Linked DNA regions of Homo sapiens: region 2 is linked to region 1. The links are chromatin loops, found by intact Hi-C in ENCODE. Cell type or tissue: gastrocnemius medialis. All regions are shown on one strand. Each heading gives the region's core, and the rest is flanking DNA. Links, peaks and the distances in the headings are about the cores only. Region 1 overlaps PTGR3 (prostaglandin reductase 3). Region 2 overlaps ZNF516 (zinc finger protein 516).

Region 1 (15,357 bases), core at 7,358-15,357:
ACCCTCACCATGCCTGCCCCTTCTGCAGTGGCCCCTCCACCTTGGCACTTATGTAGCAGGGAGTGGGTGAGCAAGGGGCCTGAGATAAGGAGAAGCTTGGTCCTGGGCCGGCCTGGATTCAATGCCCAGCATGCCCCGTGTGGCCCTTGGTGCAGGGGATGCAGCAGTGATGCCCTTGGCCCCCCCTCGGTGGTCTTGTGGGACTCCACCTCAAATGTGCATGGGAACCTCATGGGGACATCACCTCAGCCCCAGAGGGGACGGGTGTGCCAGGCTGGCCCTGTCTTGTCATGGTGGTTCTGGAATTCTCCGATTCCACAGAGCAGTGGGCAGTTTCCCTTCCCAGCATTCGTTCTGTCTCTTCCCATTCTGTCTGGTATCTTAACAGCAACAGAGGTTTCTTGTGGTTCAGGTGGGATTGGCCACTCCCCGGAGAGACATCTGTTCCTCTTGCCATGGGTATACTTTGCTTAGCTCAGCCTTGTGTTGGAGGGGTGGTGTGGCAGGGTTTGGATGGAGTAGATGCAGATCCTGTCCCTCAGGCAGCTGTCCGATGAAGCAGTCTGAGATGGCCCGGAGGACGGCATGGCTGAGGGAACGCCTGGGAAATGGAGCTGGGTCCACGATCGCCTGTGCCGGGAAGCTGTCTACCTCTGGACCTTCCCATGCCATGAGCTCTCTTATTGCTTAAGCCAGTTTCAGCCAGATTTTCTGATGATTGAACACCAACACATCCTGTTAGATTTAAAAATAATCCACTAGGGGCCTGTCACAGGTTAATTTTATTCCACTTAAAAAACATTTAGCTTCTTCCACTTTTGGGTGATAAGGATCACAGGGATAATGAATTACAAAACTTTGCTATTCACCAAGTGGTATCTCCTCTCATTTTTCCTATTCCCAAGTCCAAAAAACCATAAGGGCTGTAACTACTGTCCTGGCACCAGGACGTGGGGAGCCTGTGCACACCTCCCAGACAGCCGTTTCCAGAGTTCTCCTCTGTGCCTCTCTCATTCCAAGGGGAACGCAGGGAGAGGAGCTGGTATGACTGAGGGCTGGGCATCGGGACAGGTGCTCTCTGCCTTATGGGAAGGCATCCACAGGTTAGGGTTATTATTATTCCTCCTGCATAGATGACAAATGAAAATGAAAAATCTGAGGTTCCTGTTGGTTAAAAATCTTGCCCAAAGTTGTGGCGACAATCTATGGAAGAGTGGGCTTTGAGCTTAGGCCAGTCTGACTTGCAGGCACATGCAGGCAAGACACAAGTCCCATCACCCAGTGGAGTCTCCCCAGACAGCACCCTTGTCCATTTGGAACGGGGTCCTCACATGTGAGCCAGGCACGATGGGCAGAATCCTAAAGAGACTCTTAGTGGAAGGATGAAAGTTGGGCTAGTTTATCTTTGATAGTCCTTCTTATCTTTCCAAGGGTTTAGTATTCAGTGTTCTGTTCACTTGCTGAATCATTCATCTGGCATATTGGCAGCCTACTAACCACTGGGTACTTCTTGGGACCCTCTTCAGTTCCAGTACAACCTTCTCTGACACATGAGGGTCAGAATAGTCCAGAGACTCCAATTCCAATGCCCAAGTATTAGGCACTACTGAGACTTTTGAAAAATCCAGCACTTGGGTTTATTCTGGGCAGTGCTAAGGAAGCACATGGGTTTGCTGGCAACAGAACATTCAAACTGGTCTGAAGAATCAAATATGTATTTGTTTGCACCATCAGGTGGACACCCGAGACCTGTGCTATCTATCTTCTTTCGCCTTCCCAGTTGCACAGATCGGTTCACCTGGTTTTCCAGGTGAGCAGCCTCAGGCAGTGAAGGCCCGTGATTTGCCTGAGGCTGTGGTGTGGGACTGAAAGGAACCAGCACCAGCTCTCTAGGGTCTCATTTACAACTGGAAAAAACTGGAGTGCCTGTCCTGAAATCCTGCAATAGTATACACTTGTGAGGCACTGGGTGTGGACTTTTGTTCCATTTTAAAATGAAAGTGAAAAGCATACCTTAATCTAACACTTATCAGCAGGTACTATGCTCCAACCCCACAGTAAAGTCCCGGGAATACAGAGATGACAGTGAGGTGAGATGGGTCCTGCCTTCAAGGAGCCCGCAGTCTCCAGGGAGACACTGCAGAAAGTGTTAGAGATGAGATCTGAATGAAGTGCTTGTGGAACCCAGCAGTGAGAAGATATTTGCCTCCACAGGACTGGGAAAGTTATGAAAATAAACTCACTGAAGTTAGGCAAGTGACAAACTGCCTATACTGTCACCCACCAGTCCCATTATTAAATGATAGCCACATCTTTTTAAGATTTGCTGGTCAAAGCAAAGGTCCCACCTGGCAGCCAGAGACCCCAGGGCTCCTCAGATCTCATGTATGGTCTACAAAGGCCCCAAGAAGCTGACATGCACAAGAGGTCCAGCCTTCCTGTCCCCAGCCCAGCTCAGCCCAGCTTTCCAAAAGCTTTCTACTCCCATTCTCCCCACCCTGGCTCCTACCTGCCCTGCTGCCCCTAATTTTCTGAGGTCATCACCGGCCGCCTCCAGTCCTTCCTTGTTCTGCCTCCAGTCTGTGCTGGACTCTGGGGAGTGCCTAAGTGGAAGTGCTTATTCTCCTGCTGCCGCTGCTCACAGGCATCTCCCCAGAACCTCCTGCTCGGCTCCGTGGCCTCTCCTGTGGGTTGTGGCACATGCAGAAAAAGCACATCAAGCCTGGCTACGTGTTCCCAGGAGACTGTGCTGTGCTGACCACAGTCGGAACCCCAAACAAAGGATGAAGGTCAGGTGCTCAGGGGCATGGCGTGGGGGCCTGCCCAATTTCCACAGAGCACTGTGTGAGCGCCCAGGACAGACGCTAGCTCCCTGCCTGGGCATCCAGGGCTATCTGCAAATTCCTAAAACTAGATTTTATCTACAGCTCAATTGGCTTCCTTTTTGATAACAAGATGTTTTATTGCATTTGTCCTAGACAGACAGGTGTTATTCCAATGGCTACAGTGATGTATTTACGAAGCATTTGTATGGTTTATAACGTTTCCCTTATGAAGGCTACTGCCTCTTACATTACTATAATTTCTATGGGCCAATCTTTAAATAAATGCTACATGTGTCGCCGCATCGCTTGTTCCAAGTGACCCGATTCAAAGGTGATATAAATGGGATGTTTCTCCCCTTCATCAGGATAATTGTTTAGTATCTTGCTAATGACGACATAAGCCCAGTGACAGCGGACCCCCCAAAGGCCTGCTAGGAGTTTTACTGACCACTCCAGCTAAAAGAGTGAGGTTTAACTGGTGACCCCAGACCAGGGGGGAGAACACGGGCATGACAAAGAATTCGACTAGAAAAGCATAAGGGAAACACCAAGGAGTTTAGGTCCTTTCGAGCCCTGCCTTGATCTGAAAGGCAGTGAAGGTGGAGGTCTGGGGCCCACTGCAGGCCACTCCTATTACCTTTCTGGACTTACTTCCTGCCCTGTTTAGAACTGTATGAAAACAACTGCCACCAGAGCCCTCCGAATATCAGACATACAATCAGGTGCCACAGCTGAGTTTCAGAAAGCAGGTTCCCTTAACGAAGCTGAACGTGTGATGATAAAAAGGAACCATCTTCATAGTTGTGTTAAGCCCTGGTGTTGCAATTCATATCCAGGTAGCCTTTGCGTTGCTCTGAAATGCCTGATGAAGTAGCATTTTGCAAGATGGGAATCTCTCCAAAGGCAGCGTAATAATCCAGGACCTTACCACCAGCAGCATGTGTGCGTGTGTGTGTGTGTGTGTGTGTGTGTGTGTGTGTGTCTCTTGGGGGGGGGTCACCTGGAAAATGTTGACTCCCAGGTCCCCTGTACCTCCTGAATTGGGACCAGTATTTGAACAGGTGACTCATACGGATGTTAGCGGGTAGGAAGCACCCCTCTCTAGTGAAGGACAGCCTTGGTCTGAGAACTATCCACGGACTCAGGCTCTGCTCAACCAGTGATAAGTGATCTTGGGCAAGTCATTTTTCTGTGCTTTAATTTTTCCTTCTCTAGTGGGAATCATTCATCTCTACCCAATTAACAGTAAAGAAGTGAAAACAGCAAAATTGCAATCAAATACGTCAAATGCGCAAATAAGTTCTAAAATGTTACAAAAAGTATATGTACAAGTTGAAAGGACAAATATTCTCCAATACTGATAATGGTGGCATTTTAATTTTCCTGCTGCTGGAGAATGAGCATTCTCTACAGTTGACTTGATGCCGGGGCTCCTTCAACTGGCCCTCATTCCACAAGCAATTCTCCAAGTTACTTTGAGTAAAAACCCTCAAGGAGACAATTCAATTTCCAAATGTAAATTCCAACAACATATAGAGGGAACACTATCGCTACCAGTCCCCTGGTGAGAAATGAGGTTTTCTACAAAATGTGATTGCCTTTGACATTGTTGCCGTTCCTGTGAAGTGGTTTTTCAATGTTAAAAGAAGCTGTTTCTATTGGGAAGGGATTTGTTCATGTAAAGTTGAAAGTTTACGCTTGTTATGCATGAGTTCAAGGGAAGACAGAAACGATGTGGAAAGACATGGATGTTCAATGTCATGTGGTTTTGAAGGGCTTGTTTCTGACCCTTAATTATGATCTGTCATTTATACAGAATATAGGGTTCTTGCCACATGTGAGCATGAAACGTGGACCCACTGATGTCTTCCCCACACATATCCCCTTCACCTTAAAATACTTCCTGCCATCAATGAGTGAATTCATCCCCCAAGGAGCTGAGTCTACAGGATTCAGAATTTGATTCTGGGCAGAAGAGCAAATTCAAATTCTAGATATTCTGCTATGAAGGCAAAGATTATGATAGTCAAACATTATCAGCTTTCTATAGGCAAAAACATGTAGGTGAAATCCTTCTAGAGAATGAACGCTCTACACATGATTTTCTCTATTTGATTTTCTTTATTTGATTTGTAAGAACACATTCACAGGAGCCCTTCCTCCTAGCATTAAAACTAAATTATGGATATTAAGCCATTAATTCCATTGAGGCTAATTTGTTTTTAACTTTCTGTGATATTTAGACGACACAGAATCAAATGATCTGGAATCCTAATTGTGCTGGATTAGAGTTGAACACACTTTCATGGTCAGAACCGTGATACTTCTACTGGGTTTATCTCCACAAAAAGATTCATAACAAAGGCCAATTGCTGTTCTTCAAACCCCTAGTCAGCCGTATCCCAAAGGACCCGGGCAGATGGTAAAGGGGACTGCAGAGAAGTCACCTGGCGGATGGGAGGGCATTGGCCAGTGTTCCAGCTTCACTTCTGAGTCCAACGGGCTCTGTAACCTTGGACCGGGCACCTTTTCTCTCTGGGTCCCAGTTTCTTTTCTTCATTCATAAAATGGGTAGAACTAGATTATTCTTTAAATCCCACATTTAACAGTTTAAAAGCAACTGGGGCATGTTGCGGTGGCTTATGCCTGTAATCCCAGCACTTTGGATGGCCGAGGCAGGAAAGTCACTTGAGCCCAAGAGTTTGAGACCAGCCTGGGCAACGAGGGAGACCTTGTCTCTACAAAAAATAAAAAAACATTAGCCAGGCATGGTAATGCATACCTGAAGTCTTAACTACTCAGGAGGCTGAGGTGGGAGGATCGCTTGGGCCCAGGAGGTCAAGGCTGCAGTGAACTGAGATCACGCTACTGTACTTCAGTCTGGGTGACAGAGCAAGACCCTTTCTCAAAAAAACAAAAACACAAATTGAGTCTTCTCATTCACAAGAGCCAGAGATGGGTGCAGGCTCCTCCCAGCTGTAAGTTTCTGCTGGCAACCATGGACCTCCAGGGTTTCGGCATCTAGGGCAACCTCTCTTCTAAGGACACCATTCCTTACCCACGTTTCAACATCTCCCACCAACCAAACAAACCATCCATTTGATCATTCTAAGACCCTGTTCAGTTCTTTAGGTGCCGAGGATAAGACACAATAATTTTATGAGGATTTTTCTGAGCTCTAAGCATAAATCCATCTTTCATATTAGATGCTACCACCTATGTGCAGGATGTTTTAATTATTTTAATTTCATACCGTTTCAAAGACATCATCAGATAGATAGTGCTCCTCAAGGGAAATTTTGGCTTGGGGTGGAGGCACATGTTCAAATTTCTGCACTTAGGCCAGTATGGTGGCTCATGCCTGCAATCCCAGCACTTTGGGAGGCCGAGGTGGGAGGATTGCTTGAGCCCAGGAGTTCCAGAGCAGCCTGGGCTACATAGTAGAACCTCATCTCTAGTAAAAAAATACAAAAAAATTAGCCGGGCATGGTGATGTGCACCTGTAGTCCCAGCTACTCAGGAGACTGAGGTGGGAGGATGGCTTGAACCAGGGAGGTTGAGGTTGCAATCAACCATGATTGCACCACTGCACTCCAGCCTGGGTGACAGAGCCGAGGTCTTGTCCCAAAAAAAAAAAAAAAAAAAAAAAAAGTCTGTACTTTGGCCCAGCGCTTCTCAACATACATGAAGACGTATTGGTTTTCTCCAAACTGTGCTCCCCGGGATACTTACCCTTAAGGGCACCCCAACATGCTTCCTGAGGACAGTCAAGCCTCCTGGGATGCAGTGAGTGAGCACCAATGGGCAGGTCTATAATGGGCAAGAATAGACTCGAGGACAATGTGGACCACAGAGCCCCTTTAGTCTTGCTGCTGTGTCACACTAGCTACTCAGCCAGGGAAACAATTAAACAGGATTCAAGCAGACATAATTGAAATAGGTCCTTTTTTGACTTCCTGTGAATATCAACTACTACTAAGAATCACTTGATCTGATACATATTATTAAAATGTTATTTGTGTGTTTTGTGTAACTTTTTTTTTTCTTTTGCCAACATTCCATAGTTTGTTCATGGTAACAGCAGTAAGGTTCTCATGCCAAGCATTCCTCCTTTTACAAGGGGGATAGCATGATGCTATAAGCCTAGGAAAAATAAAATTCAAAGTTTAAAATGAAAAAAATAGAGTAAGACCTACTATTTGATAGCAAACAGGGTGACTATAAGCAATAATAACTGTACATTTTTAAATAACTGAGTGTAGCTGGATTGTTTGCAACTCAATGGATAAATGCTTGAGGAGGTAGACACCCCATTCTCCATGATGTGCTTATTTATTTCACATTGCATGCCTGTTTCAAGACATCTCATGTACCCCATAAATATATACACCTTCTATATACCCGTAAGAATTAAAAATAGAAAAAAAATGAAAACAAACTTTAAAGCGACCACACCAACCATATTGGTAATCCAGTTTAAAGTGACCACACCAACTGTATTGATGATAAACCAAAGTGACCACACCAACCGTACTGATAATCCCGCTTAAAGTGACCACGGCAACCATACTGATAGTCCAGTTTAAAGTGACCACACCAACCGTTTTGATAATCCAGTTTTGTATTTTGACTTCTGAAATATGATCATAAATGTTTAATTCTGGGCCATAACTGGGAAATTAGTTACTGAACATCTAACTTTCAACAAAAAAGCCCATGAAGTTTACATAGATAATTCTTGTGTTTAACCAAGTAATAAAATATTTAATAAAATGAAAGTATACAGAAGAAAATTATGAATTCATCAAATCAGGCCGTTTTGCATCCAGATTGTATTCAGAAAACTTGTTTAACACCTAGGAAATTACTGTCCAAAGTTGATAGTGCTTGGTCTTTTTTATCAGTTTTTATTCTGAAAGCTGTGCATTACTAATCTACTTTTATGTAAATCTGAAATACAGTATTTATCCCATATGTCCACATGGTAAAGTAATCAAGAAAGATATTTTCAGTGCTTAGCACCCCCACCCCAATTTAAAGGAAACTCTGACTGTAGTAAATTCATGCTAATTGAGAACTCTGGGGAAGGGGTTAAAACATTACCCAGGTACAAGTCGGGTGGCCATTATAAACGTTACCCAAATAAAAGCCAGAAACAGGAAGCCAAAAACCAGGTCCCTAAGGCAGGCATGTGTCTTAAATGATATCATTTGTCAAGCTTCCAGCATCTTGTGGTGGTGAACACAAAAAGAAGGTCTGCGTTGTACTGAGGACATTACATCCTCATTAGCTGGAATGTTCCTCAAGTACATAATGCAGGATTTTCATTTTAATAAGAAGCAGCTACTTGTCACTGCACTTTCATTAGATAAACACAGAATGTAATACTAATGACCATTTACAGAGGCTCTATCCTACTCCTGAGGAACTTCATCCAGATGAAATCATATAATGACAAGTTATAGAATATATCATGCAAAACTTCCTTCATTTCTTTGCAAACTATTCCCTGAATTTTTTTTTTTTTAATGCTGAGGTCAGTTAACAGCAGTAGTCATCATCAAAGGAACCCCTAAATGACACTGCTGGTATTTTCTGCCTGCAAAACAGGCTTGAAGGAATAGCATTTGGCTCTTTAGAAGTCATAACCAAATGGTAACAGATCACTGGGACTCCTTGGTTTCTCAAAGAGGCAAGCTCCTTCCACCCTGCCCGGCTGGTGACCTTAAGCCCGACATGCAGAGAAGTCCACGCTGAGAAATAATTTACTCACTGGGATTGTTCCACCCTGGCCCCTTCTCTAAAAAGACTGACAATTGCCCTGAATTATGGATGTACTTTTTGTGATATGTATTACAGTTCAGAAGAAAGGTGTTGAGACCATCGTACCGTTTCACCTCCCATTAGAGGCTGGTCTTGAACAATAATCCCAGAAGATGAAACTGATGCTGAACTATGACCCTCAATTTACAAATCATTTTTCAAAAGAATAAAAAAAAGTTTAAACATATTTTTGGCATTATCTGAATGGGCGGAATCTTTCATGCTTGTTTTCTAAGAATAAGTGAAAACAGCATGCAGTGCACTTTCTTAGTTTGGGGAAAGAGAGAACATGAGGTTTTCAGATTATATTTTATTTTAATCCTGGGCGTTTGAATTTTATTTTTACATAGCTGCATTTAGTATATTCCCTCAAAACACAATAAATTTCTATTCTGTAGCTTAAGGGATCCATCAGTTAAAATGTTGGTCTTTCATCTTTATTACCCTCCCATTAAAATGAAACAAACCGGGACTCACTTCAGTTTCGAAGAAGCAATTTAGTTGGTAATGTCCTTACTCCCCAAGTCTTTACAAAGGGAGAAAGTACATTACTGCTTAGATTTCACACATCTATCTGCATAAGAAGCAACTAAGCCTTTTGGACATAGACTATGTTAAATTTAATAATATTCTTTGATTAGATTATTTTATTACAACATTTTTTCCATTACCAGTCATTTCCTGTGCACAGTTACATTCATAAAACCTGCTCCCCCCTCCTTTGTTTGTTTGTGAATGTAAAAGTGAGGCAAAGTCTCTTTCCGTGTGGCTGTGGCTGTTAGGTCTGAAAGGGATGGATGAATAACTAAGCACCACACTGGACGGGTTTTTCCTAGTCCCCTGCACCAGTAACCCTTTGCTATAATGAGGACACAAAGAGCCTCGCATCAGGCCGCTACCCTTCTTCATAACTCAAAAGCGTCACAGTGGCAATAGCCTCTAGTGCTATTTGTCTTTAGTGCAGTTGTGACACTTCGGCATGATCCATAATTTGGCAGCTATTTACCGTGACATTTCCCTTCAGTGCAGCCATAACATTCAGTGAAGCCATTATTTGGTTCCATTTACCATATAAATTGTATTGTTGTGCATGCATGCTAGCAGCTACATTAGGTACCTGAAAATGAGTAAATCTTGTAAAATAGATACTAACAGCTATTCAGCAGTAGGATTTCCTTGCTCCTCAGATGGAAGGAAAGAAAAATTAAATACAGTCCCCAAATTTCCTAGAGCATCTTTAATTGCGTCCATATTTACTGAGCAGGTTAGATACACCGAAACCTAAGACTTTGAAAAATAATCTGGTGGGCTTCACCTTCAATCAGAACGGGCCCATGGGGTTTCAGCGCAACGGTGACAGCGGCAGCAGTCTTCAGGGCACTAAAGGTTAAGAGGGAAGCCGATGAGCCACAGGCGTGACTCAGAAGAGAGGGTGCAGGTTTCGCTGCTTTTCCTGTGTGGTCAGTGGGTCAATGTGGGACATCAGGCTATAGTGCCAAGGAGCATCTCATTCCACCAGAACACGTGGAGAGAAAAATGGGAATGCAGAATGAGTGGCTGCTATTCTGTTTCCAGAATCAGAGGTAACGCATAGCTTCTAGTTCGAACGCCTCTAAGGAGAAGCAAATGTATTCTTCCTTGAGATGACTGAGGTCTCTACGGTGCACAGGGCGATGGGACATACCGTACCTCGAGCAGTGTAGCATGCTGTTACTAAGGCCTTGCCGTGTGCCTAGACAGCGCTTCCCTCCTGGGGCCCGTGTTTTGTGGTGAACCCCCACTGAGAATGGAGCGCACACTTTTCTCTTTCCTGTGCCTATATTAATTTTAAGTCCCCCTAATCTCTGTGGTTTCCCTTTCCAAAACCTACTTTCTGTCTATGTAAGTTTTCAACATTAATTTGCTGCTTCAGAGGAAAGAGAACATTTCCATTTCACATGTGCCTTATCAGGTTGATGGTAGATAAAAGCCATTACGTGCTACTTCTTCAAAACACATCTGTGTTCACGGAATCATTTTTCTAATAACAAAATCAAATTTGGGAGGGAATTCCCCCAAATGTCCATTTAGATAGTTGGTTGGTGATTTATAGAAAAAAAAAGGACCATTTCCTGAGGATATAGATTCTGAAAATATATGGCTGGCTTTTGCTACACTTGTCACTCATGAACTGCTTATGAGCATAAGACCAAATTCTCCCAAAGCAAAGAAGTCGGGAACCACTTTCAAAACTGATTTTAAAATCTGATCAAGCTGAAGACATACTGACTCGATCAGATCTGGCATCAGGAATGAATTTAGTTCCCTGGAACAATAACATCTGGAACGAGACCATCCATGACTAAAGAATTGAATGTAAGCGTTTTCCCTCTTAGCCATGGAGGGAAGTTTTATTAGCACATTTTTTTTTTTCCCCCAAGGGAAGAGGAGGAGGAGGAGGAGAAGGAGAGACCTATTCATTAACACCTTACTTTTGTTTTAAGAAATATTATATCCATTACCAACTAAAAATAAATTGATTTGAGTAATTCTGAGACATAAAGTGCCCATTTTCTTTCTCCCTTGATTTATGTCATTGTTCTGTTTTTACAGCTTACTGTTGACAGAGTGAGGTAATTCAACTACAATTTTTCCAGTGTTTTTTCCCATGTACATATAATTGACAGCACGGAATATGGACTCCAGGCCAGTAAACCTGCCCTCTGGAGACAGATCTCCAAGGTCCACCTCACAAACCAGGTCTCCGCTCACACACATCTCGAGCAAGTGGCTCATGGCTGCTTGATACTTAGAAAGGTAATGGTTCAGGAAGAAGCCCTGTACGCTGGCAGATTTCTTGAGCAGTTTGGCTGGCAATGTTCCTGCTTTCACAGGCGAAAGGCCAGTAGGAGTTTGGTAGCCAGAGATAAACCCTATTACTATCAAGCGCCCTTTCGTAGCCAGGGCGTCTACAGCCAAGTCAAACATGGCTCCCCCAACAGATTCATAGACCACATCGACACCTTCAGGGTACTCCTGCTTAAGGACGGTACCTACGGGTTCAGTTTTATAGTTGATAGGACGATCACAGCCAAGAGATTTCAGAAAAGCAGACTTTTCATCAGAAGAGCAGGTTCCAATTACATGGCACTTTGCCTTCTTTGAAAGCTGCATGGCAAACTGGCCCGTTCCCCCAGCTGCTGCTGTCACCAAAACTTTTTTCCCTTCCGACAGTCCTCCGAGCTCTTTCAGGCTGATGTATGCGGTGGTGCCACTTACCAGCAGGGTAAGATACTCGGGTTTCACTGAGGGCACTGGAGTTGCAATGCTGGCAGGCACAACTGTGTACTCAGCAAAAGAACCAGGTGCCATGTAAGCCACAGCTTGGCCAACTGTGTATCTGGCACTAGCAGAGAGGCCTAGGGCCACCACCTCCCCAATGCCTTCGAAACCTATGTCAAAGGGAGGCTTAACTGAGGGGTCATAGCGGCCTGCTGAATAGTTGATGTCAGATGCGTTAACACCAACAAATCTAAAAGAAAACAAACAAACAAATATGTTACGATGGGTTTTTTGTTAGGCATTTAGATTCTGCTTAGAGAAATTCCTCTAGTTCTGGCGACCCTGGAGGGGTTGCTAAGCTATACAATCTGATCGAATTTGAGAAAATTAGTCCTGCTGCTCAGATAAAAAAAGAAATTAAACAAGTATTAGTTCAATGTGCTTTGTCTCAGTTTTTGGCATATTTTTTCCTTTCATCAGTTTAGAAATAATTTCATATCATTTTAAATGGCAAGTTGTTTGTTTCACATTTTCACATGCCATTTATTTGTCTTCTTTCAAAAGTAGAAATAAGCAAAAAAAAAAAAAAGAAAAGAAGGAAAAAAGAAAAAGAGTCAGGAAATCCTCATTATATATAAACTTCACTGGAGCTGTGAGTTGGAAATTAATTGGCCTCTTAACAAAGATGTTAAAAACAACACTGGGATAAAATATATTCAAAGAAGTAGACTTGTATTGATTCTGGCAACAATTTAACACTTAAGATAATAAGAGTAATGACAATGATATTATTAAAGATTGATGGAATGTGCAAGGTCACTGGTTGCTACATGTTCCTGCAGGGGTTGTTTGAAGCACTGTTAGAGTGGCTGTCGCAAATTTTCTTTCTGATGTAACTACATCCAGTGTGAAAATACGCATTTTGATTAATTGAACAAAAATTGGGTAGAGCGATTTTTATGAAACATTCAACATTTCACAGTCCTTTTCAAATGAAAAGGAAAGCAAATCGTTACTATATTTTTCCTCAACAAGAAGCAGAGACATAACTTGATTAATACCAGATGATTATTTTCATCTTGGTATCCGGAGTCAATTTAATTGCGAGGCCAGTATTTTTCCCAGCTTTTTTCATCTCAGTATACCTCCTAACAAAAATATCCTGATACATAGGAGGAAAAAAGCCATCTACTAAGAATGTCAGAAGGTGGCTTAGACACATAATGGAAGACCCTAAAAATGTCATTTCCACCTGTAATAGAATGAAAAGGTAATAGTAACTGGTGGAGGAGGAAAGCCGTTAAGCAGGTCATTTAAAAGGAATTCACTTTTAATTTAACTTAATAAGCCAAAACTGTCCTGTATGCGATACACTTTCACGGTGATATAGGTAATACTCTGCGCTTATAAAAGCTCACTTATGATCATCCCCCATGTATCTACAGGACAGAAAAGTCTCTGTATATTGTAGAAATAAGAACGCAGGGAGCAACTGCTTTCTGTTATGTCAAGCTGCATTCAGACGCCAGCACACCACACAGCCTCAATAACACCCCACACAATTCCATACCCGTGGAAGATACACAATCATGAGAAGGGGGAAGATGAGTTTTGCTGGTTTCTTATTTGGAATTTAATATCAAGATGCCTACGTTCTATTTTTTTTTTCCTACATTCTATTTTTAGAGAAGGGAAAGAACCTGCCATCTTTCCTTTAAATTTACATAATTCTCAAGGCCTGGCGTTTTAAAAAGGGCCCACTTCCCTGGGAGCTTGCTTCTGGACTTCACAGCAGCAGCCCAGGGCAGAGCCAGCTGGAGCCCGTCTCAGTGCCTCTGCCTTAGGCTGTAAAGCAAACTCCAGGAAAGGTGCCCGTGGGGGTGGAAGTGACGGTAGGGTTTGCTCTGGAAGTGGGGGGACAGGAGCCGACCCACTGCCAGTTGTGTTCTGTGCAATCCTTTGCCCACGATTAACCCTTCCCACGCCCTTCATCCCTCCCAGTTTGTCCCCCTGGTGTCTCCACAGTCCCAAAGGCAGTAGCCGCTCCTCTGCAGGGAGACCCCGCCTTGGGGGGACACCCGGGCGGCCAGCCCCTCTGCGACGGCAGTCCTCCCCACCTCGGGATGGGCGCGCCCTGGGGGGCTCTGCAAGGGGAAAATGCAACCCCCCCTCTCCCCGCCCCAGGCTGTGGTTTGCCGCTTCCTGGGAAGAGGTGGAGAGATGGAGCAGGACGCACACCGGAGCAGCCTGGGGAGCGCGCACACGCGCTGGACCGGGTTAGCAGAGGCCAAGTTTGGGAGGGGGGAGTGGGGCTCTGCTGGGAGCTGGGGCGGCTGCAGCCAGCCAGCGGCTGCTTGAGTTTGCCAGGGGCCTTTGCTTGAAAAACCACACCAAACATCGTGGTTATTCGCAAGGGCAAGCGCTGGAGCGGTGGCAGCAGACGCGCGGGGCCCGCGTGCCCGTCCAGGCTCCGTCCATCTAACTCCCTCTCCCTCAGAAGTGCCCGCTGCAGCCCTCAGCTCCAGCCGTGCAGTCCTACGGCATCCCCACCGCCACCACGGAGAGGGGATTCATTGACCCCAACTCCCGGGCGGGCCGGGACCGCGCAGGCCCGGCGCCGCGGTGGAGTTGAGATTCCTCAGGCCTGCGACCGTGACCTCGGCCTCTCCGGGTCGGGCGGGGGCCCCGGCAGGCGCGCCCAGTCCGCGCCCTTCGTCCCAGCGCCGGCCGCGCAGCTCCGCCTGGGTGGACAAGTTCTCTCCGAGTCCCGTGCACTCGGCGCGCCGGAGCGCAGTGGCCGACAGACAGGGCCCGCCGGCGGCTTGACCGTGACCTTGGCCTCGCAGGCACCCCCATTTCTCACCCCCGCTCTCCCGCCCCGCCGTCTTCTAAATTGTCTGCGTCGTCGGTGAAGGAGGCTTAGGCTGGCTGACGGCAGGAGCCCGCGGCGGCTCGGGTGGCTCCTCGCGCCGCGCTGTCTCCTTGGTCTCCCTGCCTCCGGTTCGCGGACCCCCACCTCCACCGGGATCCCTGCTTTGACGCGGCTTCGCCCCCGCGGCTGGTGAGGACCCTCCACAGCCCGGGACCCGCCTGAGTCCTTACCTCTGCGTGAGGGTCCGCAGCTCGCGCCTTCCGCTCCACCAGAAACAAGTTCAAGCGCAGCAGGCGCAAAGCGAATGCGGGGCTCGGGATGGGGAGCAGGGGCGGAAGGGCCAGGGAGCCACAGAAAGACAAGAAAGACACACTGGGAAGGATTCGCGCATTTGGAGACCCTCCTTGTACCCCCACCCCCCCTTTAATTGAAACTGTGTGCATGCAGTGAGCGCAGGATTCTAGTAATCCGACGGGAGGATCCACTTAAAAGACTAAAATCCAGAAACCCCAGGAAAAAAGAATAGGACCGGCGCAGGCATTCTCCAAATCTGTACCCTTCTAGAGTCACCAGCTT
Region 2 (15,357 bases), core at 4,720-12,719, 1.3 Mb after region 1:
CTTAGTAAAAAATCAGTATCACTTAATTATCAATAATGAACTATGTTAAATGATTAACATAAATGTTAATGATTGTGCACCAAAATAATTTTCTTTTCCCAATAAGGTATCAAATCTTTAGGAGAGACTGTAGTACCAGAGTGTGTAGGAGTGTGAGGAATACCAGCTACTTAGCAAGACCATGTGGGAATTAGGGACAGAGGAAAGCAAGGTTTAGGAAAAGGGCAGGAATAAGAACAGGGGCCAAGTTCCTGGGCTGATGGAAGGTGAGCTGCACAGGTGGTGACAACAGTTGACGGCACTTCACACACACAGTCACGTGCCACTTAGCCAATGGGATACGAGCTGAGAAATGCATTGTTAGGCGATTTCGTCCCTGTGCAGACATCCTACAGTGGACACACACACCCGCAAGATGGCACAGCCCGCAACACACCTAGGCTGTATGGTGAAGCCACAGCATCCTCCTAGTGAGGCTGGGTCTGCTCCTAGAGATTGTGCCCAAGCCTGAAAACAGTGAGCATCAACCACCCTGCATGGCCGCCACCTACATGCCCATCCCACCCACCAGAGGGTGAGGAGGGCAGAGGCCCACTCCCTCCAGGCACACAGGCAAAGGGCAGCCTGCCAGAGAGTAGCTGTGTCCAGCACGGAACAGGCCCCCACCAAGGACGAGGGACGCATGAATCAAAATGCTTGTATCCAACCAAAGAGGCCTACATGGTGCAAGGAGAAAAGCAACTCTTCAGTAAAAACAGGAATCCCACCTGACACAGGGTAAGTAAGGTAAAGCAGCAGAACGATGAGCCAGTTAGAAAGGATGTGAGAGATGTCGAGTCTCTCAGGTCAGCGTCTGAGTGTTCAAGAGGGAGGGGCTGCACAGACAACTCCCCGGGGACAGGCTCTGCTCATCTGCTCATCTCTGCATAGAACAAATCCATTTCCTGCTTCCAAGGGTCCAGAGAGGGTCTCCCTTCTGGGGCCGGCTCCAGACCTGCACAGAGAGGCACCCAGATGGGCCATGTTCTGAAAACCCAAGTGATTTCGCATAGAAAGGAAGCGTGTTTGTATAAGCCTACAATCTCACACACACTAAGAACTCCTGCTTAAACATCTATAAAACCCAAAGCAGCTCCATATTTCCGGCTGGGAAGCACACAACACATTAACACACAGCTTCCATGAAAGATGACAGGGCCACCCACGAAAAGACCTGGGGTGGCAGCTCCCTGTTTGCTCCGAGTTTTGCAGCCTCCCAGGTTTTCATGGAAGCAGATGGGACACAGAAAAGAATACTGATAATAGACCTGAGGGGGTGAAGGGGCATGAGCTAAAAAATCAGTGTCGGTGTCAAGAGTGTCCCCATACCTCCCCCACGGGGGTCGGGGATTCTGAGCATTTTGTATTAATACTTCAACTCCCGAGGGCCCAGATAACAGCAAGACAGGAGCCTTCTGAAAAGACAGACCCCATGCTGTGCCCTCTCACAGGCAAATACAGCGCCAGGTAGAAACCTTATCAAGAATTATAGGCTTCACAATGTCTTTCCAGAAAGCCCCGCTTTGGAGGCGCCTAAGGAAACACGAGCAGCCTCAGCAGCAAATGAAAAGCAGCAACACAGAGGTTCTGCTCCTTCCTCCAGGAACGCACCCAGCAGAGCCATGCAACAGAGCGGGCATGAGAGAGATGCCCACCCAGAGGAGCCAAAACCCACTTGCTCCAATAAAAAACAACAATTAGCCAGGCATGATGGTGTGCACCTGTAGTCCCACCTACTCGGGAGGCTGAGGCAGGAGCATCGCTTGAACCCGGGAGAGGGAGGTTGCAGTGAGCTGAGATCATGCCACTGCACCCCAGCCTGGGTGACAGAGCAAGACTCCATCTCCAAAAAAAAAAAAACAACAACAACATTAAAACTTCCCCCAAAACTGGAGAAGTAAATAAGCTTACCAGGAAGATTTCTTAATGACCTTTTACTCCAAGCTAATTTAAATGATTTTGGTCTTGGCACTCATTGTGGATGGCTGTGTAATGATTTATGATGATTTTACAAGGCAAGTGATTCACAGGAAAGCCTCGTCCTTCCCCAGGCCCCAGTTCACTCCCCCACAAAAATGCTGAATCTGATATTCAAAGTATGAATGAAACACACTATTTATATCTAACTTAGTGACTGGATGTGGTATAAAAACCTTACAAGTGCGAACAATCATATAGAAAATACGTTTACAGGGAAGAAAAGAAAAACAACTAAAATCCTGGAAATTGGTGGCTCTGAAATAATTGTACAGACTCCCCTGGACCTCCAACGTTTGTCTATAAAGGATGTTAAATGTCAAGACACTTCTCCAGTTCGAGAGAATTCAACTGCCAGAAGCCAGCTCCAGAGACAGGATTCACCCAGGAGGAGCCCAGGCCTGGTCAGGGCCGTTAGAGACAGCCCTCGAGTGCAGCATGAAGCAAAAGGAGATTTGTTCTGTGCAAAGACTCACACCAATCACCAAAACCCTGTGCTCTAGGGCTATCAGCTCCTGCCTTCTTTCAGAGCAGCAGCTCCTGGGGTCTGCGCCCAGAGAAGCGGCCTCTGTGCCAGCCAGCTGTGTGCCAGCAGCTGTGCACCCGTCAGCGTGCAGGTCACAGGGTCATGGCCAACACAGGGCATTCAGCACAAAGTGCACACGTGCAGTTGGGAACCCTGGTCCCAGCCCTCATGCTCCCAGTCACCAGCCACATGCCTTTCTAGGCGTGTCCTTCACGCCCTCAACTCGTCCCCTCCTCTGTCAGGCACAGAGAAACAATAAGAAGAAGCCACATGTCACCGAAGCCCCTTGCAAATGCCTCCTTCTATAAAATCCAGTGACCCCCTCAGAGCCCACAGCATCCAGACCCCAGGGACATCCAGGCAAACACACACCTGGCACTTAGGCCCCTCTTCTCATCCCAGGCAGCTTCCTACCCTGCAGGTACCCTTCCAGGAGTGCTGGGGAAATACAGACACTCTCGCTCGTGGATCACCAGAGCCCCCAAATACAGCCCCATCTAGCCCAGCTCAGCAGCACAGCCTCGGCATCCTGGGCCATGACCACGGCTGAGCGGAAGATGGCACAGTATCAAGGAGCATGGCCCTTGTACATCTGAAAGGCCTTTGTGCCAGCATCGGACCCATCCAATCCTTGCACAGCCTTGACTCCCCGGTACCCCCGCCCTAGCTAGAGCCTGAACCCTGGCCCTCAGGCACCCGGTGACTAGAGAATGCAGTCTCCATTTCCTTAAACTCACTTAAAAGCTTTCCCCGAAACTTGCAGAGCCCTGCAATTTACAGGCAGACGTTCAAGGAGCAGCATCCACGATGCTCTGCGATCAACAAAGCAAGCTCTTCCTTCTTTCCTATTTCCTGCTCACTACCTCTCCGCCTGTCCCATCTTTCAAAAATAAGACCTGCTGTAAATCCCTGTGAGAACTGCACAGGATGTGTTTTTAGACTTAAGAACATTGTGAAGGGAAAGATACATAAATGTAGAAATAGAAAAAGTGCTGAGACAGTAACCAAGTTAAGCCCAAACCGCCATTATCTGAAGGACACGTGAGCAAAGCTGCCTCTGCCCAGGGGTTGATTAAGTGATCCCCTCCTGATGTCCACAGTTGACTAGCAAAGTTTCTCAAACCTTAAAGAAACAGTCAAAAATTAATTCCCTGCAACGAACTCTCCTAAGGGGTTACTCAGTGGCCAAATCAAAAGATCTCTGTAATCATTCTTTTTAGCTGCAGGCAAAAATTGCTATTTAAGACAAGGGCATCCCTTCCAAAAAAAGAACAAGAATGCTGTCCTCAGAGCTTCCAACTTCAAAACACGCCATGGGCGGCCGCCCCAATTAGGAGGATTATTGGGACGTCAGCGGCCCTGCTGGCACGACGGGCTGTGCTTTAAATCCCGCCAACCCCTGTAAGCCAGGAGGGTTTCGATGGGATGCCTCCTCCACCTTTATCCTGGTCCCTAGTGGGGCGTGCCTCACGTAGGAGCAGCGCCGTGTGATAAAGTGCTACCTACCTCAGTTCCAGCCGCAGACATTTCCGTCCTGGGCTGCTCTATTCCACTTTCTCAAACGCACGCCAAATACAAGTTGTTCCAACTCTCCCTGTAACACACGGGCCTGGAGATAACCAGCCTTATAAAACTTGTGCATGTGAGCCTGCCACCCAAACCACAGGGAATACGGAAAGGTTCTGCAACAACACAGATGCTCAGAGCCAAGGTGGAGGGTACAGCATGTGTCCAGCTGACATGCAATATGGCGCCCACGCACCTCGGACGGCAGGGACCCATCTGAACACATGGTGTGCCTGTGTGTTCAATCACAGATTTGTTGTTCTGGTAAGATGTATTACAAACTTTTTCCAAGGCTGGAACTGGGAACATGCCAGACAAAACCGTAATTTAATTGTTTAGGCATAAATATGACTTGCTGACTAGGGTTTTAAAGCAGATTTCCAATGGATCTCTTGCTGTATGTGAGTGTGTGTGAGTGTGTGTGTATGTGTGTGTGTTTCTCCAGAGATGTAATCAACAGTTCAAGGCCACTTTTTTTAAATGCCTTATATAATTTTTGAAATAAATTTTTTTATTTCATTTTGAAAAACTTAGGTAACAATCACATTTATTAAAAAACAGGAAGTAAAATGTTTGAAAAAACTGTTTACTCATAACATAAAAATACATTGTAACGGAGAAGGGGAGAGTCTGAAGAAAGGACAAAATATAAAGTAGAAAATATGTAGCTACATTTTAAAACTAACCATGTAAACATCAAAAACATCTAAAGACATATATATTAAGGCTGCTGCCATACCTTTGGATATTTTTCTTTTTCTTTTCCTTGTCTTTCTTTTTTTGCCTATATCATACAATTGAAATTAAATGACTTTCTCCAGATTACTTACATTTGCTAAATTTGGGATACATTTACTCTGTAGGCCAGTATTTCAACTAATCAATCCCTTCTGTAAGTGAGGAAGAACTGCCTTTTTGACCTAATAATACAGAGCAGAAAAGTCACTTCCTGACACACGCCCCGGTAAGCTGCTGAAACACTTCCCGGTGTGAAGAAATGTGTACCCAGGGTTAACCCCACTGACACTACAGAAACTTCTTTAGAAACAAGCACTGCAAAGCCTTGATACAACACATACAGCCAGAAAGAAAACCATGTTCACAAAGCCAGGGGGTATGTACAGCGCAAACATAGCGGAAGCAGTCTCTGTCCACATCCCCGAGGAACTTCAGGTGACGGCAGGCTCCTTAGAGGTGTTCCAGTCCTAGGGCGGTGCGGTCAGGGGCTAACGAGGGTATCCCTGCAACAAGCACTTCCTGAGCACCTACCAAGTGCAAGGCCTCGTATCAGGAGCCAGAGAATCTAAGATGACTCAAAAAAAGCACCCGGCTTCAAGGAACTCAAAGTCAGACAGGGAAGCATACTATTATCAAAGCGTGCTGGCAGCGCACCAGTAAGACAAGGAGAAGTTTCCAGAAGGCCAGGAGGGAAGCGATTCACTATATTTGCAAGGATTGGCCAGGTTTTCCCCTGGGAACCTGAGGCTCACCTGGGAACCACACTGGTGTGGCTTGAATTCTAAGTACTTTTCATGACCCAAGCACAAAACACCAGGTCCTCCCTGGCTCCTCCCTCCCCATCTCAGCAGTGCCCAGTAATAACCCCACATCCTGTCGGCTGCACCTCCCAACTCACTCTTGAATCCATGTGCCCAAGTCAAGCCAAAGCCATCGTTCCAGAGCACAGATGGGGCCGGTCTCCACCAGTCTCCCAGCCCTTCAGAGGCTCCCCAAGTCTGCAAGATGAAGCCAAACTCTTCACCTTGGCTTCTCAGGGTCTGAACCCCATAGCTGCCCTGGACCCCGGTGTCTAGAGCCCTGAGCCCTACTCCGGCCCAACAGCCTCCCAAGTACCCATGCTCATGCTCTCCTCTGGCCCTCAGGCCTGCGTCCCTGCCCCACCTGTCATGAGGCTGACCAACCACCACCCAGGTACAGTACAGCCTTCCTGACCTCCTTCAGCCAATGATAAGAGTCTGGTGACCCAACAAGTTGTGAGAGGCAGCCAGACTACCTGGGATTAAAACCCAGTTCTGCCACTACCTGAGGTCAGCTGTGTGACCCTGAGCAAGTGTCTTAGCCTCTCTATTCCTCAGTCCATTTCTTCATCTTTAAAATGTAAATGATAGCAATGATATCTATTTTATCATACTCCAGTAAAATTTAAATTAATGCATACAAGCCACAATGTTTACTACACTGTAAATCTTCAATCCATCTTAGACGGGATTAATAAGTAATTGTTCAATAAGTGAATGAAATATCAGTGCAAAGGTACTTGGTCACTGGCAATGACAATACATGGTTTAATAAATGCAAAAGGACAAAATAGCAGCTAGAAAGCTGGATTCAAAATAGCTAAATAGGAACACCTCTATATTCACTGGGCCCTTATGGTTTATACAACAACAGGTTATTTAACACAATTAAAAAGTCTTTGACCAACACCTATAATCATCTACAACGAGCACATTCAAACATATTGTAGCTCCAGAACTCTTCGTAGAAATTAAACCTCAATATGGACTGGATATTACAGGATATTTGAGAACTACTGTTACTTGTGTTAAGCTGGTAATATAGGAGAGTGGTCTTATTCTTTGGAGATGTGTAATGAAATATTTAGAGTTGGTTTTTACCAAAGAGAAAGAGAGAGACGGAGAGAAGGCAAATGTACCAGAATGTTAACAACTCATGAAACTAAAGGGGGGGGGGTGTTTATTTCTAACTCTTTCCATTTTTCCAAATTTGGCAAACTTTTCCTAAAAGTTAAAAAAATAAATCCTACTTGCCACTCCAGTAACACAAAAGCAAAGCAGCTCTGAGGGACCTGGTAGGCCTCTTCCCCTATCTGCCCCTCCCCCTCCCCCACTCCCCACCCTCCCCAGGCCCCACAGAAGCTCCAGGGCTGTAATAAATGCAGGTTGGGAAACTACCTTTAGTTAACTCAAGTTTTCCAAAGAAAGTCAAAGAAAAATCGTCTGAATAATAGGAACCTGGTTCAATTGAAAAGCAGTGTTTTATTTTAAAAGATCGCTTTCTGATGTTTTAGAGGCTTGCCCAAAGCCATTAAAGAAACCCACCCACGGGCTCCAGTTGCAAAGCCTTCTGTGGCCAACACGAACTCTCCCGAACATCAGCCAAAATTCAGTGTATTCTGGCATTCTGAGTGTATTCTGGCATTCCTAACTATCCTTCCCAGCACTTGACGAAGTAAAAAATCAGCAACGCGGTGCAGGTTTCCTCTTCCTTATTTTCAACAATAATGTTCTGACCAGTTAAATATGGCGTTATCAGGGAAAAACTGTAAAACATCTTACATTTTAAAATAATAACTATGTCTCTGAATCGACAGGAAATCTTGCCATTTTCTGCCTGTGAATTAAACCAGTACAAAACAAAAGCTGAATGGTTGTGTACTGATTTCCCTACAACTACCGAAGTTGACCTTATTAAAACCTTATCCCGAAAAAGGCACCGGAAGGCTAACCAAATATGCTCTCGTATTTAGAGTCATTTCCTCAACAATCGAACGCTTAAAGTTGCGGAAACCAAGCAAAGCTGACTGGGAGACACCAGGGAGGAACAAAGGAGCGAGAGGAAAACTGAAAGTCCCGTTTCCTGCACCAAGTCCCCACAAGCAGCATGTGTCAGGGGAGGGAAGCAAAGCTGAAGTGGGTGCTGCTTTCCAAATGCCTATCTAGCTTGGCATTTTTTTCAGTTCTGGTTCATGAATTAACCTTATCGCGGTCCCGAAACAGCCCTGGCTCCCCCGACGCCATGTGGCTTTACTTATCCCCGTCTGCGTCCTCTCTGACCACCTTCCGGGGGCGGGGGGGGCACCGATGTCAGCCCGGGATGGATGTCCGCGGGTGCAGGGGGGTGACAGCCCGGTCCTGCGCACATCTCCGCTGACAGGGCATTCCTCAGGAGGGGCTGGAGTGAACGGGAGGAATTGGGGAGGGAGGGAAAACGCCAAAAAGCTCAAAGCAGACAGAATGCTTCCGATATTTACAGGGCTGTCTGCAAAGGCGTATGATGGCTCCAAAAGGCAAATCATAAAATCTAAAAGAGCAACTACGCTGGTGCGTTTCTGAAGGACGACTCTCAGACACGGTTGGTCCCGGCCACAGCTACTACGGGGTCGGCGCAGAAGCCCGTGCGTGTGCTGAGTGGGTGCAAGGCCCAGTTGGTGTTTGAGTATACTGTGTGTGTTTGTTCTCCGGGAAACAATGAGACGGGCTTCACTAGTTACACTGTAGTATTATGAACCATGAATTAAAATACATCATTAACATCCTGGACAAGCTTATCTTACTACTGAGACAAAAAGCCTATTCTCTCAACAAATGGGGGAAAATTCCATCACAACAATGAAGAGTTCCTCTCCCTACAAACCATTCTGTACACCAGTAACAATTACAGGCTTATAGTCCCCAGACTGGGGTCCCGAAGAGCCCCATAAAGTGATGCATTCACTATTGGGAGAGTAAGTACGGCCGATGACAGGCCTGGAGGCGGCTGCTGTTCTCAGACCAATCAATAATCCATTATGAACCAGCTACATTTCCACTCTAAGAAGAAGAAATGAATAAAAGGCGACCAGAATCGGCAGCATTCACAAGAAACTCCACCCACCTCCCCCACTAGGGGAAAAAGGACACAAAACGCCACTATCCCAGGGAGCAGCCGCCAGCAGCAACGCGGCCCCCTGACCACAACAGACCTGATGTGGGGGCAGCCAGAGAACAATGTGCTTAGGTCTTTCTGCTCAAAACATTTATTCTAGAGGTAAGTCTCCAGCCGGCTTTGTTCAGAAAACGAGGTAGAGTGAAGGAGAATGACAAAGCCCCATTTTCTAAAACAAAGGTTGTCTTTACATTACTTAGCACCCCCCAAATAAATCAAAGCAAGTGCCAGCATGCTAGTCCCCAAATGTAAGGAACTGTCCGTAATAAGGCTTTAGTACGCGAACTCTGATCCTTTAAGCACAGCCTTCTCCGGCTCTGCACCTCAGACCACGGGCTGGAGTCATCATGCTATTTATAGCCAAAATGCATATATGACCTAAATGTTATTCTTCCGCAAGTAGGTTACCTTTTATGCAGTTGTTTACCACAAACTGTCAAAAAACCCAAATTAATTCCTGGTCCAAGAGGAAAGAGAGAACTCCATCTTCCACCTAAGTTCAAATAGAAGAACATTTGCTAAGAGTAAAGACAGTATCACAATATATTCTCGAAGTCCCTTGAACATCACCAGTATGAAGCTGCCCGTGTGTCCTTTTACTGAAATATGACCTGGGGGAGGAGGGGCAGCTGAATACACAATCTAATTATGGATTACATTCAGAAAAGTCCAAGAAAAAATGAGGAAGGATACGGAAATTTTCTTTCCACAGTCCTTACCATATCCTGGGAAATTCAAGATAGTTCTAGAGACTTTTTAATAAAGGAGTGTCCGTGTGAAAATGAAGAACAGGGGGTGGCTATTTTTATATCAGAAGGGAAGGAGCCTCGTTCCCTTTCTTTTGCTCTCCAAAATTATTGCATTACTGTTACTTGTCATTTACTATTTACTATTTTCCAAGTCTTAATACTAAGTAGTTGCTTTGCCAATCACTAAAAAAGTAAACTTCACAGAACTAAAAAATAACAGGATCCAGAGCCTGCTCCATAATTTTCTGCAGATAAATGTGCTGTTTAGAGCCCCTTCGTCTGCCACAAAGAGCTGGCGTTAGGGATTTGGAGGTAAATCCAGGCTTCTGGAGCAGCCAGCATTGCTAGTATAGTTAATGATCTTGTCAACATTTCCATTAAGAGCCCCATTTCCAGAAGCTTAGAATTGCATCTCCCCCAAACCCACGGCTCAGATGAAGTCCTGTGGTCACTGAGGGGCCGCTCTCCTTCCCACAAAAACAGAACAGATCACTCGCTATTCATTACAAAAGCCATGGAAGCACTGGGTTTTCACTTTGACTCCGTCTACATCTTACACTACAATAGTTAAAGCTAAAGTTGCGCATAACTCAGAAACACTGAAAACCTAGGGAACACCAGAGAAAATGAAAACTCATCAATTTCTATCTTTAAAACAAATATGGAAAATCAGAAGGCCTTCGATGAACTGCAGCAAGAACCCAATTTAGAAGTGGCTTAAAGATTTTACGGAGCCTAAACTCAAAACTGTGGAAACTGTTAACTAATTCAGTGTCTTAATATAAAATTTCTTAAAATTTTTCTTAGAAATGATCAGCAGTGAAAACAAAACAATGGTGCAGAAACTCGTATTTTTTAACTGGGTGACACTTCCTAGTCATTACTAAACATGCTTTTTCGAAATTTCTATGAGTTATCATAAAATATATTTTAACTGAAATTTGTTTCTACAAATAAGCTGTATATACTATGCCATGTAAACCAGCAGCAAAGAACAATGTTCGCCTCCCAAACACACAGTCCTATTTTCCAACCACTTGATTAAAACCAACATTTCTCTCCCAGTATAAGAATACAGATTGCAATTAATACCTATCTGACATTCTCTTGTCCCTCTGTGCTTTTTGTGAAAGACCCTAGAAGTCCCCACCATCAAATGAAAGAAAGAACTGTGCCCAAGAATACAAAGAGAGATAATTGTATGCAGTAAGCCATAAGGCATTCTGTTAAACATTACCTTCCGATGTAGTGCTGTTTAGCACAGAAGTCAGCGCCCAAAAAAATCCCTTCATTAAGAGCTCATAGAGGAAAAACAAACACGTCAATAATCAATTTTACCAAATTCTAAGCAATTGCTTACGCATTTTTTGTTAAAAGAAAAAAACAGATACGCTGAAACTAAGAAGATTTTGATAGGATAGCTGAAAGGCGTATTGTGCAAGGAATTACTTAAGATTTTGTTTATCATTGTACAAACACCAATCAATACTTTAAGATGATCAAAATTACAAAAGGACAAATCTTTCCCAAATGCTTTACTATATATAGCACATGTACTATAACCAGTTTAAATTTTCCAGCTCCATTACTGCCAATAACGACTGTAACATGACCTAGTTTATCACTAACATACACAGCACCTTTGAAAGCAGTTGGCTATTTCAGCTGCTTAAGGAGAGTGATCTATCAGAGAATGTTTACAAAGAGCAATTCCTGACAAAAACATGATGTCACATTTCCATAGGATTTACCCTGCACTGCCTGTCTAAAAATATTTTTTCAAACACACTTAATGACACATTACTGCAAGTTCCAGGCTTTGAAGATAAAAGAAGATCTATTCTTTCCTTGCAGGAAACAAAAAAGGATAAACAAGCAAAATTCCACTACAACTCCCTGTAACAATGTTGTTACATTATTCAGCTACAAAAGTTAAGAAAACTTTGCACCTGAAGTGATCATAAACAACCTTGCAGAAATGAGGGTGGGCACATTTTTCTAAGCCAAAACATCTTGCCCAGCAACAGCTTCTGGTAAAAATAAATTTAAAACGTAACAAGGCATAATGTTTAACTTCAGAATTGCCAACCCCCGCCCCATCCCCTTGGTCCCCAAAGAGGACAGTTATCTACCCTTTATCCCAGCCTGGGTTATATGGGAATAAACTGTCACACTTTAATGGGGGAAAGCTGTCCTAAGTCAAACAGAAAGACAAACAGCAGTCACACAGTTGCTTTGCGAACATTTTCCAAGAACTCGAAGACCATGACACTAATTCAGTGACTACATCTGGATAGTCCGTTTGGTCACAGAAGGTCCATGTTTGAAATTAAGGTCAGAACAGTCACGGGTTTACGCAGTGGAAGAATGCATTCATTCTACAACCACGGTCATTTTTCCTCTCTCTTTTCCTGCAACTTCTCTCCTACCCCAACCTGGAGGCACACAGCAACACACACAACCCTAGACTCCTTTTCTCTGATTTGTCCAATGCAAATGTTGTGAACAGTTGTGCAAGGCACTGCTCAGGGACAGATGGAGGCTGGAAAGGATCACTGCCGGCACAGGTGGGGGACTTCAAGGACTCAGGCCCACCTAGGCCTCCCTGCTCCCATTCAGCAGGGTGTAAGCACAGCCAAGGGCAGACAGGAGAGCCAGGAGAAGCCCCTGGCAGCCCAGGCTTGTGTTTCCAGATACTATCACATCTGATTCAAGAAAATTACATTCACCTTCATGAAAACAAACCACAGAAACAAGTACCTGGTGAAAGAAGAGACTACTTATAAACTTACTCTCAACAGGCACGTGAGATGCGCCAATGCAAGTCTGTGTCACAAAGAGTCTGCACTTACACACGTGACACGCTACACAGAGCTCTCCATGCACAAACCTCTGTGGGAGAGAAAGAAAATGAGCATGTGTGTGCAGCTTGCCCACCGAACCAAGGTACTGAAAAATGACTCCAAAGTGTGCTTCCACCTCGATTATCTAAATGAGCTGCTATTCCATTATTCTTTAATAAACACAATTGACAGCCAGAGAGACCATTGTTACCTCCCTGTTCCCCTCCCAGAGACTGGGCTCGGCATCCTCAAACAGTCAGGTATCGTCTGTAACTCAAGGAGGATGGTAGGACCCATCAATAATGAGATGCCACCAAACTCACTCCTTCCTTTGTCACTCCAGATAAAGACAGCATCAGTGCTCGCCCCTCTTCTCAGGAGCCCTGGCGAACGTGAAACAATAGATGCTCACTTTAGCTCACGCTCCTGGCCTGACTTCTTTGGCAGCTTAAACTGCTCAAGCAGAACCTTTTTCTGCCTTGCTAACTCTGGGGCGATGAGCAGTAGTGCCTATTCAGGGACCTTGCTGCAAAACAAAATCTGGATGACTAAGAATTGGAGGCAAGAGAGATAAGCACGCTGGAGACCTTGCTCAACTAAAGGCCCCAAAATCTTGCTTCCATTTTATCCATCAATAACTAAGGAGACTGTCATCCACTTAGCTGGTGTTAAGTCACATAAACTAGTGTGTTAAAAGTCGGCTCAGGGATTAGCCTATCCCGGCCAGCCTTCTGGGACCCACAGCTTCAAGCTAAGGAGTCCACCCAAGTCCAGAGCATCAGGACGCCCTCAATGTGCTTTGTAACTTTAGCCTGCCATCCACAGCCCAGGCTTCCTCCCGGGAATGTGTGTGTGGCTCATCCTCACTGGGCCACACAGTCAACCCCGACGGTCAGAATGAAGGCGCAGGTCGAGACTCTGCTGCTGCATCTTTATCTGGGTAACGTAACTCAGAAGGCAAAACTCACTGATTCACATGGGGGCTGGGGGGTGGGGGGGGGCCAGTGGCTCCATCCTAAACACAAATACTTTCTCAGCTTTACACTTAAAATCCTTTTTCCAAGCTATTCATGCAAACATATAATACTGCTTTCAATTTCTTGTTTTACGTTTACTCTGAGTTTTGTTGTTTTCCAAAATCACTTTGCTGCATTAAATATGCATCTGTTATATTGTGCTGTGAGGCTGGGTAAATCACGCACAGGTACCACCTGTTTTATCTGCAACAGTGGAAGCCACAGAAAGGGAAGACCACAGGCTTCAGATTTGTCATCAGGCTAAATTAAGCTGACAGCACAGGAGAAGGGTTATGCAGCCTGCCAGTAAGACAACACGCAGTGAACAAAAAGACATTCCCTTTTAAGCGTGTGTAGGTATATGTTTATTACACCACATGTATGTGGCAAAGAAAATGATCTACAAATGCTCCTTGCATGTAAGATTCCTTTCTGGAAAGTTCTCAACAAGGAGCTTCAGGATTTATAAACAATTTTAAGCTTTCTCTCCTTCTTAAACTGAACATATCTCCACTTTTGATAAGCAGAGCCATATTTGTTTTCTTTGAGAAGGGCAGTTATCTCAAACTAGTTCTTAAATCCCTTAAGGGAAACTACGTTAACTAAATAAGAAATCTTCCAAAACTAAATCCAAATGCAAAATCATGCTTTAAAGAGGGATGTGGGCGGCGTCTGTAATGCCAGCTCTTTGGGAGGCTGAGGCGGAAGGATCACCTGAGCCCAGGAGTTCAAGACCAGCCTGGGCAAAAATAACAAGATCCCATCTCTATATAAAGATTAAAAAATACAAATTAGCCGAGCGTGGCAGCGCATGCCTGTGGTCCCAGCTACTCAAGAGGCTGAGGCGGGAAGATCCCTGACGCCGGGGAGGTCGAGGCTGCAGTGAGCCATGATCATGCCACTGCACTCCATCCTAGGTGACTGACTCACATCCTGTCTCAAAATAAAAATAAAAAAGAGTGATATGGGGGCAACTCCCACCACTGACTTGGGTCTCAGGGACAGAAGGGTGCCAGAAATAATCAACATTTTTTTAAACCCAAGGAGGTTCCCTTTGTAAGAACATGTCGATCCAGTCTTGGAATCTAGCAGGAAAATTCCTTTCCATGCCACTCTCTGAAAGACAGCTCACTAGGACACAAATGGAAAATACTCTTTTACTTCTGCAGAGATAAGCTTCTTCTCACCTTCAAGGCCCAATGTACTTTGCAGCTACTTATTTGCAATGATATCCACCTCGGCTGGATACGTTTGCCTCACACATCAGGCGCACCATGGTTTTAAATACGCAGAGGGCCATTTTTCTCCTGACACTTCAATGCCATCATTTACTTAGCTAATAAGTGCCACGGTAGGTCCTCAGTTAACATCATCTATAGCTTCTTGGAAACTGTAACTTGATGCGAAATGACAAACAGAAATCCTTGATAAAGTCTTTTTGTTTTAAAGCTGATGTGGAAAGGAAACATGAGTTTCATTTTACGTCCTTTCACTTAAAGTTGCAGTTTCCAAAACCCTACAGACAGCACTGTGGACCCGCAGTGCATGGAGCTCCAATTCCTGACGGGCCCAAGTCCTCACAAAAAGGTGCTTTGCAAGGAAAATTATGAAAAAGAAAACGTCAGTGGGGTGGAGTTAAAAGGTTCCTATTTTCAAATACTCTTGCGCTTCTCTCCCAAGCAAGCATCCTGCACAAGGCTCGCTCTCCCTCCCAACACAGATGTTTCGGGGGGCATTTTCTAGACAGGTACGAAGGGAATCCCGTCCCTGAGAGGACCAAGGGCACAGGAGTAGTGCTCGGGACCCTCAGGACGGGGCATGCACTGTGGGCAACGCCAGGCCTCACCGTCGTGCGTGTGCATGCCTCACCGTCGTGCGTGTGCGTGCCTCACCGTCGTGTGTGCGTGCCTCACCGTCGTGTGTGCGTGCCTCACCGTCGTGCGTGTGCATGC

What was found. Hi-C counts contacts between places; a loop is a spot of excess contacts. Peaks named below come from ENCODE experiments on the same cell type or tissue, not always from the same donor. Only the 100,000 strongest peaks of a DNase experiment are listed, where the experiment ranks them.
Region 2: a loop joins it to region 1, with 4 times the contacts of the local background. A loop is called at or near these places in 2 of 110 quality-filtered maps.

The regions. Positions count from the first base shown.
Region 1 is chr18:75,190,182-75,205,538 of GRCh38, forward strand. It overlaps PTGR3 (prostaglandin reductase 3), which reads right to left. Exons shown (of 2, transcript NM_175907.6): 2 at 4,932-12,159. The coding sequence ends at 11,235. Among named protein-coding and RNA genes, the nearest start is that of PTGR3, 11 kb to the right of the region's middle. RefSeq lists an enhancer at 14,447-15,357 and silencers at 14,505-14,674, 14,755-14,854. In gastrocnemius medialis, for the core only: a CTCF peak has its summit at 11,883; a DNase peak (open chromatin) is centred at 11,960; H3K4me3 peaks cover 2,485 bases; H3K27ac peaks cover 4,789 bases.
Region 2 is chr18:76,443,372-76,458,728 of GRCh38, forward strand. All of the region lies in intron 2 of ZNF516 (zinc finger protein 516), which reads right to left. Among named protein-coding and RNA genes, the nearest start is that of ZNF516-AS1, 41 kb to the right of the region's middle. RefSeq lists enhancers at 2,727-3,305, 3,306-3,884, 3,885-4,462, 5,348-5,849, 5,850-6,349 and 2 more and silencers at 12,724-12,803, 12,824-12,883. In gastrocnemius medialis, for the core only: a CTCF peak has its summit at 8,766; DNase peaks (open chromatin) are centred at 5,170, 7,780 and 9,110; H3K4me3 peaks cover 3,035 bases; H3K27ac peaks cover 8,000 bases.